Regions from separate parts of the Homo sapiens genome. Here region 1 is linked to region 2. Evidence: chromatin contacts called from ENCODE Hi-C data. All regions are on one chromosome and are shown on one strand. The core of a region is the stretch at or near the end of the contact, and the rest is flanking DNA. Distances in the headings are between cores, read along the strand shown.

Region 1 (6,612 bases), core at 863-3,362, 81 kb before region 2:
TAGGTTGTGCTCTCTGGGCTGGCAAACAGCATCAACACAAGTCCAAGCCCTTCCTGTTCTGGTGGCAGCCACTCTCACCCACTCTCTCTTTTCTACTCCCTGTTCTCTCATTCTTCTCCCTATAGGGTTTCCAGAAAAAAATGCAGACCATGTAGAATTGGGGCAATTTCAGCCAAATGCAAAACTGTCTTAGATGGAAGGATGTAAGATACACTAGACAGCCCTTGCCAAGCAGGAAAGGCTTGGACTTGTATTCTAAACTACAGTGCCCCTCTGCCCCTGAGAAGACTCCACATTTTCCTTTTACAAGAACTGCCTTCAGGTTCCCAGCCCTTAGATTGTGGATGTACAGCATGGCAGAGCTGGGGAGGGCCTTGGCAGCCCCCAGTGCTCCTCATCTGCCTACCTGCCATTCTGTCTCTCAGAAAAGAGCCCGATGCTGAAAAGCCTTGAAGACAAGCATGAAGAGTCCCCTGTCAGTCCTGCCCAAGCTCCCTGCAGCAGGTCTAGTGCCCTTCCTCTGTCTCTCTTGCCTTCCAAGAGAGACCTGCCCTCCATGAGGGACACAGGGACAGTCAGTAGCTAGATCAGAGAGGTATGACGGGGTTGATGCAACTCTGGGCCTGAACCCAGCCAACTCTCCTGGCCTTTGGCAGATGACTGAGTCCAGCCTGAGTGGAAGAATTCCTGGGGACCCTTATAGAGAACACTGACCAGGCCCCAAAGCCCCCTTAGGAAAATGAATCTCCCTTTCACCACCTAAGAGAAGAGGAAGGTTGAGCCTCAGAGCACCGGATGGGGGATCAGCAAACATCCAGAATTCCCCCCACCCCAAGGCCTACCAGGGACATCCAACCTTCTCCCCAGCTAGAGGTGACCACCACCCCACCGCCCTTAGTCTGCACCCACCTTGTTCTAGGAGCCTGAAATTCTACCAATGAAATTCTTTCCATTGGGTTAAGTCTAATATGAATTAGCTAGATGTTTTCTTCAGGGTAATTCTGAAGGGGTTAGAGAAAGGATAAAGGGCCAGTGCATTCAAAAAGGATGACAAGGTGTCCAAACAATTGAAAGCAGAGTTTGGATTAAGTTTTCATAGAAAAATAACGTTTTAAATTATCTACTGATTTTCAACCAAACATCTCCAGGTGTAGATAATATCACAGGCAGGTAAGGCAGGTTAACCTCTTGATTGTCTAGTACCCTACACTCTCCTGTGTATACCTCAGGTTGAACACCCAGAACTCAGAATCAATTTCAGTACTAGAATCTCAGAAGCAGAAAGAATCTCAGGGATGATGCAATCTGGGGGTCACCACCTTCTCACCATAAAGGACTTCTCTTATTTTATCCCCTATATTTTAGGAATTCTAATGTCATCAAAGCCAATCAGTACTGTTGACTAGGATGGGCTAACCTCTGGGACCACATAGAATTGGTGCAATTTCAGCCAAATGCCAAACTGTCTTAGATAACCTGGTACTCCTCATTTTGGCAAAGCATTGGCTTTCTAATCAGCTTTACAAAATGCTCAAAACAGTCTCACACCACATTTATTGCCATTCACCAACCCAGAAGCATCTTGGGCCTGGCCTAGCTAACCTCAGGGACTGCCCAGCAACTCTGCACGGTGTACTGTGTGTAGCAGTCCTGAAACCACACACCATGTAGCTGCATGCCCTCCAAGAGAAAGTTGATATTGTGGCCATCAGCCCTGGGTGAGGACAGGGACTGGGGCTGGGGGAAGACCAGGCTTTCCCAGAGTTGTCTCCCTACAAAGTCATCCTGTCAACAAATGATCCCCAGTGGCCCAGGAGCTGTGACATCAGTTTGGTGCCTTTGATGTCAGTGGCTGCTGAATTTCACCTTACATCTGGTTTCCTGGCCAGGCTACTGAGAAAGGCCAGGTGGTGGGGCTCTGGAGCTGTCTGTCATCCAAGCTGACACATGACAGCCAGCCCGGGCTGAGCCTGAGAAAGCAGGATGTGGAGAACGAAAGTCAGTGACTATTCAGGGAACCCAAGTACAGCAAGGAGCATTCCTTTCGTTCCAGGAGAGACCAGGTCTGAGATGGCTCAGGCATACCCAGTCTGACCCCAGGGAAGGGCTACCTGAGGCTGAGGGGGTGTTGAGGGGAGGCCTCATGTGGCCCCTCCCTGCGGACAGAAACAGGAGGTCCATGTGGTGTGGTGTCAGGTGACTTCTCAGTCTTTCCTGAGGCTCATTTCCTACCCTGGGGTGGCACAGGACCCCTGTCCCCAGGTGCTTTGCCAACTTCCATTTTTCCCTGTTTTAAGTTTCCCAGGGAAGTTTGCTGTGTGTATCCTGCTCTTTGCTAGAAGGCAGGAAACTCGTTTTTAGAACCTAGATTTGCCCCACTCTCACTGTGTGACCTTGGAAAATCCCTTTTTATTCTCCAGGCCTTAGTTCCTCATCTATCTATCACAGGAGTGAACGAAGCAGGTGCGAGGCATATGAGGTAGACACATTTATTGTACACATTCTATGTATCTGTCATTTGATGTACTTTATTTCTTTTGATCTGCACAAAATTCTAATATTCATAGAACTTGACATTTTATTGACTTGATTTGCCAGACCCAGTGCTGGGCTTTTTACACGCATTAATTCAACTATTCCTCATAACAATCCCATAATGTAGACTCTATTATTATCTCCATTTTAGAGAGGAGACTGAGGCACAGAGCACTTAGATAACTTTCCAAGTCATACTGCTCATGAGGGAAGAGCCTGAACACAGGCAGCAAACCTCAGGGCAGCCATTTTCTGCTGCCTCATGAAGTTTATCTGTGACATCGTAATCATAAGAGCACCCTCTTCATGGGGGTGCTGGGAGTATTCAATGAGTGCTGAGAACTTAACATGTAGATGTGCTCAATGAAGGTGACCGATTTGTCTGCTATTATACTAAGGATCAGAGAGGTGAGGTGACAGACCCAGGCCTCCCAACCCTGGAGATGGTACCCACCCACCGCCCCTGCCTACCACTCCCTCCATTCATTTAGGTCAAGGCAACCCCAGACAAGGCCAGAAGGACAACCCGTCACCTGCTTGCTTTCCTCATTTCCAGTCATTAAATTTCTTTATCTGCCTTGGAGATTCTGCCTCAGCTTACTCTCTACTTCCAGGGTCAAAGGTCTCTACTTTTGACACAGGAATCTCACTCCCACTTGGTAGAGTGACTGATAACAGCTTAGTGTGAGATCCCTTGGTAGGAGCACATCAGTCCTACTGAAACAGGCACAGGAGTGAAGTTCCACGAGACAGCTCTCAGGAGCAGCCTAAGGAACAAGGCGGTGGGGACTGCTATACCCCCAGATCAGCCCTAGCTCTGGGGAATGATGGTGCCCTGGGCCACCACATCAAAGCACAGCATCTAGGAAGCCCTGAGTCTAGGAAGGGGTCTGGCCTTCAGTGTTTTGGTAAAGATTAGCCAGTTTGGGGTTTGAAAAACAAAACTTATTTTAAAAGGTCATGTTAAAAAGTAGAGGGAGAGAGAAAGAACTTAAAAATCCCAGAGTCACCCTCACAAGTAGGTTTTCTCCCAGATTTTTTCTGTAACAAATGTAAAAATATCATTTTGTTTTGAAAATTAAAATAATATTGTGGCTATGCTTTTGAATCTTTTTTTTTTTTTGGCCAAACTTTACATTGCCTGAAAATTTTCATGTTACCAAACAATTTCTAAAGTCTACTTTGTTGTGGCAGATACAACAAATTGACTACTTGACAGCATTTGGTTTTATGACCTCCTTCCTACTCCTCTAACTTTCTTATTAAAGAATCTGGAAAGCCAAAAATTCTTACTTTCCCAGACTCCTTTGCAGTTAGGAGTAGCCCTGGAACAGTTGCGGCCGATAGCTGAAAGCAGATATCACTGGGTGTGTCTTCAGGTAAAGTTCATAAAAATGGATAGACTCATGCCTTTTTGCCCTTTTCCTCTTTCCTCCCCTCCATCATGCTAAAGTCATACCTTCAGAGGAAGCCATCTTGTAACCTTAAGAATGAAAGTACAAAATTAGATGGAGTCTGGGTTCTTAATGATATTCTTGGGCTGCTGCATCAGCCTGAAATGATCTATTTCTGGACTTCTTATTGCAATAAATTAATCCATCTGTTAAAGCCCCTTTGGTCACATTCTTGGTTTCTTGAAGCTAAATGCAACCCTCAATGCACATTATATGAGTGTATCACAATGTAGCATTCCCTACTGACTTACTGCTACTATAAACAACATTGCCCTGAATATCCCCAAGATAAATTGCTATGTATTTCTTCAATTATTTACTTTGGCTTTATTCCTGGAAAAGAAATTATTAAGCCAAAGAGAAGGTAGTTTTCAGGGGGGTGGGGTTGTTTTGTTTTTTTACCTTTTGATGCATCTTTCACATGGCCATGCAGGCATGTCATGCCAACAACGTTTCTACCAGCTTTAAGTAAGTCAGGAGGACTTACAACACACTTCGTGAAGCAGGAGCTAAGTCAGCCACAGCCCATTAAGAAAGATTGCCCCAGCAAGGCCTGTCTGTGATCTGAGCTTTGCAGAAACCCCCTTAGGAAGGAAAAGGGCTGGTTCTGGCCACAGAAGAGCCTGCTGCTGCCTCTGCTACTGCAACTTTTGCAGGGACTCTCCATCCCCAGAGGCTGCAAATTCTATTAATACCAGTGTTTCTCAACCTCTACACCACTCATGTTTGGAATGGATAATTTTTGTCATAGTTCCCTTTGTTGTAGGAGGCTATCCTGTACATTATAGGATGTTTAGCAGCATTCTTGGCCTCTAACTACTAGATGCCAGTAGCACCTGTTTCCCAGTTTTGACAATTGAAAGTGTCATTGCCCCAAGTGAACATTGCCCCAAGTCCCCTGGGGGAGGAGGGGGGCAAAATCTCCAATGTGCTTCCAGTAATTCTTGCACTTGAAAGTACACCAGGCTGAGAACCACAATTCTGCTTGAGTTCTGGGAAAAAAAAAAAAAAAAAAAAAAAAAAAAACCGGTAACAAGGATTCTTTTTATTAAGAGAATCAACCTTCATTGAATGCCAGCCCCAAAGTAGGCACTGAGGTGGGCACTGAGGCTACAACAGCAAACACACCAGACATGATCCCTGCCTCCCCGGAGCCCACAGCCAGTTAAAGAAGTTAGACTATTAAGAGATTACACAAGCAAGATAGATTATCTGGGCTTTGGTTTGCTCATCTGTCCAGTGGCAAGAATAGTCCTCAGGCATTGAACCTCACATGGTGGCTGGGTGATCATCAGCAATGTACGTGGGATGCCATGCCCTGAGGAAATGGCAGACTGAGTCAGAGACCAGGCAGAAGCTGAGAAGACAGACAGCAACTGGGCTGCTAGCACAAAGAAAAGATCAAGCCTCTCCATGAACCAAAGTGAAACCAAATCTGGACCTGTCACACATCTCTGATGTCTAGGGTGTGACAAAATGTGCCTTCTGGGCATCAGGGTCTCACTAGAAACCCACAGCCTCCTGGAGGGATGGACTACAACAATTTGGACAGCATGATCCACTGAGACAGAAAGTCCATGTTTTCCTCTCCCTCTCTCATACTAGGCCCTGAACCTGGTGCCCCTCCAGTCCTCAGGAGAGTTGGGTACTGCCAGGCAGGAAGCAGAAGCTGCTGAATGGCAACCTCTCTTTCTATTTTTATGGACTCCTGGGTGAATTAAACTTCAGACATTCAGCTATTTGTGGTGAAAACCCTAAAACCAAAATGACTTAAATAAGATTGATGTTTATTTTACCCTCATGCAAATTTGTGAACCAAAATAGCCCCTCTGCCCCCATAGTCACTGTGGCCCAAGCTCCCTTTCTCTTGTTGGTCTGCCATCCCTGGAATGTTGCCCTCTTCCACATGGCACAAGATGGCTCTCTACCATGTCTGCATCACAGCCAGCATGAAGGAAGCAGGTAAAGAGCATGTTAGGCCCAAGCCTGGGTCCTTAAAGGGCATGAGCCAGAAGCCGCCCCAGTGGTGTGCTGGATCTCACTGGCTCCAAGAGATGACTGTGCACATCTCTCCTCAATCCACATTTGTAGCTTGAAGTCAGCCATGGCTAGAACACTGACACCATGGAAACTCGTAAACACTACAGTCAAGGCTTTATTTTCTCTGAAGAGCTGGTTGTTAAATAATTACCAACAAATCCCTCACACATCTCTTCTGCTCAGAATCCATTGATAAGAACTTAGTGATAAAGTCACCCCTCAGCTGCAAGGGAAGCTAAGAAATATAGTCTCCAGCTATACAGCTATGTGCCCAGCTACAAATCTTATTGCTGTGGAATAAGGGCAGAATGGATCCTTGGGGCAACTAGCAGGCTCTGCCCCCAGACTTATTGAGAGGATTATGCCCAGAGTCCTGACAGAGAAGAGGGAAGAGGTGTTCGGAAAGAGAAAGATGATTCTCCAAGGCTGGCCAGGAGATGAGGTCTGGATCCCACATGTGGTATAGCTGGTTTCAGTGACCCCTTCCATGTAGAACTCTTAGGCAGCAGAACAAATGGCTCTCAGCCAGTTCTTGTGTACATGGCCCAATCTGGTCCATGGGAAACACTCACAAATCCTGAGA
Region 2 (6,571 bases), core at 1,011-3,510:
TCTGAGACACAGGATTTCTCAAGAGAGAAAGGGTGATGATTTCAGAGTAAAGGAATCAAAAGCACATGTACTGCCTTTCTCCACGCATACAGAGTGGCTTAAATACGAAGGGAAGAAAGCGTTAGGAAAAACAGTTTTGAGTTTCGTTGAACCAACATTGGAAAAATGCAGCAAGACCCTTTCCAAATCCAAAGCAGAACCGTGTCCTTCCACCTCTGTGGAAAACTCTTCTGGTCTGGAAACCAGGTCTCCTGGGGCTGCCAAGAGTCTCCAGCCTCGGCAGAGTACCTCCCCCTACTTCCTCTGACAGAGAAGCAGATGGTCTCAAAGCCACCCTCCCTAACCCAAAAGCCCATTGAAGGGGGGCAGGGAGACTGTGCCAAGGCTGGCAATTCCCCTCGGCAGAATCTTCTCTTTCCTTGTCTCTGGTGCCCAACAGAGGCAAGAATGTGTGCGGGCCCTTGGCTGGGTAGGTTCCATTAGGAAGCAAGGAGCTAAACAGGTTCAGAGGCTCTCCAGGGATGTGTGGGGTTTTGGGGAAGGATTTCGTATTCTGGCTTTCTAAACCAACCTCTCCCCCTCCCTCTTTCTCCTCCCTTTTCCAGACACTAGTAACCACTATTCTACTTTCTGCTTCTACGAGATCAACTGTTTTAGATTCTACATAAAGTCACCAATCAAACTCGACCCAAAGAGGATGAATGTTTATTGTAAGGCTGCATGTAGGTGCTCAGCCAGGCCCCATAAACAACAAGAGTTACCTTCAGGAGGCCACTGTTTTCCCATGGTTCTGACATTCTCATGACCTGGTGTTCCTCTGTCTCCTCTGGTTGCTATCAGCTGCCCTCTCAATAGTCCCTACTATCCTGTTATCCCATTGCTTCTAAAACTCTTGATTTCTGCCTTTTATCTGCCTGCCTGCTCTCAACTATCTCTCTTAGGTACCACAGAGGAGAGGATCTGATCGGGCCCATTAACCACAATACCAAACACTGAGTTTCTATTAAACAGCATCCTGCAACAGCCCATCTCGCTGGCCTTTGAGGGGCTGCCTTTGGCTGGGCCTCAATGCCTGATCCAATCAGTTGTGGCCAGGAGGCAGAGACATACAGTTAATCTCAAGGCAACCAATACACAAGCAGCTACCTCCAGCCACTTTGTTTAGACCAGGGACATGGAGGCAGAAGGAGAATGGAAAGTCCACTTCAGCACCCTATGTTGCCCTAAACCTTGAAACAAAGGCCCAGTGGTCCTTGGCAGAGTATCAGAGGCTACCAATGAAAGGGCATCAGAGGCTAACAATAAAGCCTCAGCCTAAGAGAGGGGTGCGTGTGCGTGTGTGTGTGTGAACAGCAATGCTGAGTTTCAATTAGGTAAACCTGTTTTGTAACATGGTCTAGCCTTTTAAATCCCAACTGTCATGGAGGCCTCTGCTTTCCAGGAAGTTATTCCCATCAGCAGTTATTTCTGCAATCGTGATTGTTATGAAACCCTTTATTTTGAAAACACATTTCAAAACAAGGCTTCTTTCACATTCAGCTTTCTCTGGTCCACTAGGAGCAAAATGGTGCAGATATTTCCCTGTGGCCCATATACTTGTGTGTTATCCCGGTGGGCCATTCAAGTCCCAAAATCCATCTTGTAGTCACCACGGAAAAATGCAGAGGCATGCTGTGGGAGGATGCATGTCAACTCATCCCAAACACTCCCTTCAGCCAGCTCCCTGCCCCACACGTGGCAGAGCCATGACACAACGGCCTGTTCCTCTGAGAGTAATTTATTATGTAATTAAAAGCTTTTTCATCAAAGTCAATTTCTAAAGCAATCACTGGGATAGTATCAATTAGGAAACACTAACAGAGAAGGAGCTGGGCCCTGATGTCAGGGCTCATGCCCTTAAGAGTTTACATAAGTTTTCAGATGCTCGTGCCAGGGACCCTGACAGAATGCTGGGTAAGAAACAAACAGCACATGCTCTTCAGGCTTCAGTGGACCTTTCTGGAGAAGGTCTGTTCCCACAGGCCAGGCTCACAAAGAACCAGGGTGAAGTGATGGAAAGAAATGGGCTTTGAGATGACACCAACATGGATTCTAATCCCTGCTCCAACTGTTACCAGCTGTGGGAACTTGGGCAAGTCAACTAACCTCTCCGAACCTCAGTTTCTTCATCGGAGGAATGTTTATGATACTACCAACCTTCCAGAGCCCTGTGACGGTTAGAGATAAGATGTGCAAACATTGCGAAACAGTGCTGGCACACGGTAAGCATTCTGTGTGGAAGCTTAATAGTGTTATCATCTGCCTTCCAACTTCAGTGTGAGTTTTGACTCTACTGGCTCTTCAGTGGCATGGTCTGCCCAGGAGTCTCTGGAGAAGCAAAAGTCCTTTCCTCAGGCTGCTCAGCAATCACCAGCCACAGAGGGTTTTCCCCATCCCTCCTGGGTCCCGTTCACAATGGGTTTGGTTCAGAAAACTCCCCCTAAGCATAGGGCTTACTTGCTGAAAGAGCTCACTCTGAAAAGAGGTGATAGACAGGCAAGTCTATCACCTGATCAGGGCAGGTGATATTGCACCGCCTGACCAGGGCAATGAGAAATGAGTGGCACTGATGTTTTGGGAAGCACAGAGGCAAGATCAGGGAGAGCCTCCTGGAAGAGGAGACAGAGGGGTGAGAGGAGAAGTTTCCAAACAATGGGATGGGAGGAGCACAGGCTGAGGTGATGAGGTGGGAGCTGTGGGCAAGACCAGGTCTCCAGCTGCAGAGTTAAGGAGCTCACTCTCCAGGTGCAGGTTTGGGAAGATGACTCCAGCCCAAGTGAGGAAAACAGACTGGGCAGGTGAAACTCAGAAGAACGCAGAGGCAGCCATCCAAGGAAGGAGGGCAGCTTGGTGGCCCACTGACAGTTGAGCCAGGCTTATCTGTACTGTGCAACCAGAAGGAAAAACCAATTTGACAAATGGAAAAACCCTCACGTGTAGGAATCAAGTTACCTAGCATACCTAGCACACAAGTTGGATATCCCACAGCCCTTCCCCTGGCTGCCCTCCTAAGGCAAGCCCCCATGGGCCAGCCAAGCTACCCCAGCCCATGCTGTGGGCCACTATACTGTATACTGCAGGGGCAGGATGTGGTCAGGAGAGGCCAAGATGGGCCTCAGGAAACAGCAGGGGAAACACTGCCACATCTGACCCAACACAACTGTCAGCTGGCTGAGCCATCCACTCCGTCAGGCCCAGGCCAGACCTTCCCCCATCTCGGAAATGACACAGAACTCTCCTTGCTATCCTTCTGCCTGCCACTACTATGGGCTGAGCGAGCCCCCCGCCCCTCAGCCAGATGTCCACTCGCTCCTGCCTGATGACAGAAGTGCTGACCACAGCCATCTAGGTTGTACACTGTGTACCCCAATGCCCCACCCACGAACTTGGTGTTGGAAACTAGTTCCCTGGTGTCGATTTTCATGACTGGTCATCTAATGACTTCACTGTGCCTCTAACCATGCTGAGATTCCAGAAGGTTGCCATGGTGACATGCTACAGGCCTGGCCTAGACTGAGAGGCCTTGGGGACAGAGTGGGTTATGAAGCCCTGATGAAAACAGAGCCTAGGGTGGAGCACTGAGCAGCTCCCACCGGCTGGGCCAAGGAGTGCTTTGCACTCTCCAACCCTGCTCTCATCTGTGGCACAGTGAGATAAGCTGTACCCACTGCCCATGCAAAACCAAGCTGTCTGCCTCAACTCATGATGCAAAAGGGAAAATGTACCCAGTTGTCCCTCCACCCCATTAGAACCAGAAATGCATAATTTGTACATTGTAGACTTTAGAGAACATATAAAGAAGCAATGCCAGACCTGTGCAATTTAAACACACACATGTAGCCACTCTTCTCATTGCTCACTCCTGGACCCTGCCTTTCTTTCACCATTCCCCCATCCTGGACAACACCTCCCTTTCCCTTACTTTATATGAGCATTGGACAAGACTTAAGCTGCTCCTCCTACCTGAGACCTCCTTAACTCTGGTCCACACTGCCTTTCCCCTTTCCTAAGCTGCTACCAAATACACTTCTGAGCACTGGGTGTCAGCAGTTGGTCTCCTAGTGTATCCTGCCTCACAGCTTGGTTTCCCTATACACTTCACAGGTGTTGCATCTCCCTCTCTCACTCAGAACCCAGCACAGGGCCAAGCACATAGTAGGCACTCCATGCAGATTTTTCTGACATGTAACTGCCAACCTTTAGACTGCAGCCACAAGGTAGCAGTTTAGAAAATATCTCTGAGAACAGCCAGGTCAGCCCCCTTCTGGGAGATGCAACAACCCCTGGGGCACCAGAACCAGGAGTCAAGGAAGAGGTCTGAGCCCCTGCAAAGGGCATCCAGTCTCCGGCCCCAGTGCCCTGGCAGAGTTATGCAGCCTCAGCTGAACTTGCCCATCACCACATTCCCACCCACTCATCCCTGGGCCAGGCCCCCAATCTCAGGCTGACCTTGGGGCTGTGTGCCAAGAAACTGACAATGGCACTGGGCAATCCTAGCCAAGTTCAAGTTCATGTGATGGGCTATTACAGTAAGGGGGCTCATGGGAACTGGATGGGAGCCTCAGAAAAGGGGAGCCCAACACCTTTGAAGAAGGTGGTGGCCTTTCCATTAAAGTAGCCCCCAAGCTAGAGACCTGGCCTCCATCATGCTTGGCCCCTCACTCCTCATCATGCTGCACATTCAATCATCCAACCAATACATCCTGTCAGTGGCATCCAGTTCTGCACCCTCCACCTGACCTCCATGGCCACAGTCCTCCTTTCAGTCACCCGGGTAACGACCACAGCCTCCTCATGGCCCCAGCCCCCAGCCTCACTCCCTCCATTCCATATTGTCAGCTCTCAAAAACTTAAAGCTGCCCCATTGCTGTCCATAGGATGGAGTCTGAACTCCTTAGTCTTGCTCACAAGCCTGGCCTGTAACCTGCGAGGCTAAGAACCTGCCTCTCTGTGCTGCCTCCCACTGCCTCCATCCACGACTCAAGGTTCCAATCACACTGAACACTTGCAGGGCCTTGACTGGGCCATATTCTGTCTTAATTTGGGACCTCTGCAAAGGACACATAGACACTTAGACACACACAACTTCACCAGGTACTATCCTGATGTCTCCTCAAATGTCCTTCCCTGAACCCCTGGGTTGCACTAGATGTCTCCCTTCTATGTGTTCCAGGGTTCCCCATGCTACCATACCCTTTCTCCGTGAGTTGAGCTCACAGAGGTAGAAACAGATGACGAGATGACTGGTGGGCTGTGCTGGTCTCTGCCAGATGAGGACACAATCAAGCCTTTGGTCAAAGACATGCCATCTGTGTGACCAGGCCTGTCTTCACTGGGCTCAGAGAACCAAAGAAACTGGGCTGGTCTAGGCAGCCAGACTGCAGGGCTCCTTGCTCCATAGAGATGCCACGACTAAAGCTTCTCCCCACTCCTCAGCGCCTCCCTTTCTACCTGGAGGACCCAGCCAGTTCCCACAAGGGTGTAACCAGAGCCTGCAGGTTCCTGCAGGAACTCTACTAGATGAACAGTTACTGACAGGAAAGGCTTGAGAACATTCTGGAAAGAAGACATTCCTGGTCTAGAAATCCTATGTACTGTTAACTCTCTCTGGGAAGAAGAAAGGGCTGCGGGTCATGCCAACACCCAGGAGTCTCCTTTGGACATCCCATTAATAGAGTGGGGCTCCCTAGGAATGCATTTGCTGCTCTGCTGATCCAGAGGGATATTCCACCAAACCACCCACCCCATCCACCCCCAAGACAGCAGCCCCAGTCCAGGGGACCTTACAGTGTGCATGCCCCTGTGAGTGGTTCTTCCTCCTGACCCATGAGTATGGCTCAGCTCTGTGCTGGGCAGGGGGAAGCCAGCATGCTGGGTTTTTGTCTGCAGGAGAAATCTCCCCACTGCCCACCCATGGTCCACAAACAAGAGGCTCCTAAGCTTTCCAATGACCAGGATGGAGAGACGTCAGTTAGTCTCTGTGACGGTTTATTTTATGTGTCAACTTGGCTGGGCCATGGTACTCAGATCTTTAGTCAAACATGTCTGCTTGTTGCTGTGAAGGTATTTTTAGAATGATGTTAACATTTAAATCACTAGACTTTGAATCAAACAAATTACCTTCCCCGATGTGAATGGGTCTCATCCAATCAGTTGAAGGCCTTAGACTGACATCCCCCAAGGAGGAGAAAATCTGCCAGCAGACTGCCTTCAGACTCAACTGAAACATCACCTCCTCCCTGGGTCTTTAGCCTGCAGCCTACTTGCTCTCTCTTGTCTGTCTCTCTCTCTCCCCCTGTGTGTATGTGTATACACATACACACACACACACACACACACACACACAGTCATGCATTGCTTAACAACAGGGATACTTCTAAAGAAATGCATCATTAGGCAATTTTATCATTGTGTGAACAGCATCGAGTGTACTTATACAAACCTAGATTGTATAGCCTGCATGGTGTATCAGACATCTAGGCAATGTGGTATAGCCTATTGCTCCTAGCTACAAACCTGTATAGCATGTTAC

Evidence for each region. Hi-C counts contacts between places; a loop is a spot of excess contacts on that map. Pooled maps may share reads with other maps.
Region 1: a loop to region 2 is called in a map of heart left ventricle, with 2.0 times the contacts of the local background. The contact joins two enhancer-like sites. A Hi-C loop is called at or near these places in 19 of 168 maps with a recorded cell type or tissue (Caco-2, Calu3, DLD1 and 16 more), 28 of 37 single-sample maps with no recorded cell type and 20 of 50 pooled maps.

Annotation. Positions count from the first base shown.
Region 1 is chr3:139,197,834-139,204,445 of GRCh38, reverse strand. No RefSeq gene overlaps it. Among named protein-coding and RNA genes, the nearest start is that of PISRT1, 32 kb to the left of the region's middle. RefSeq lists an enhancer at 4,656-4,705. Within about 2 kb of position 2,112, at least 2 of the 41 ENCODE cell types and tissues checked have a DNase peak (open chromatin) inside an H3K27ac peak, as active enhancers do; they include HCT116, where a contact is called at or near this core.
Region 2 is chr3:139,117,365-139,123,935 of GRCh38, reverse strand. All of the region lies in intron 2 of BPESC1 (blepharophimosis, epicanthus inversus and ptosis candidate 1), which reads right to left. Among named protein-coding and RNA genes, the nearest start is that of BPESC1, 16 kb to the right of the region's middle. Within about 2 kb of position 2,260, at least 6 of the 41 ENCODE cell types and tissues checked have a DNase peak (open chromatin) inside an H3K27ac peak, as active enhancers do; they include HCT116, where a contact is called at or near this core.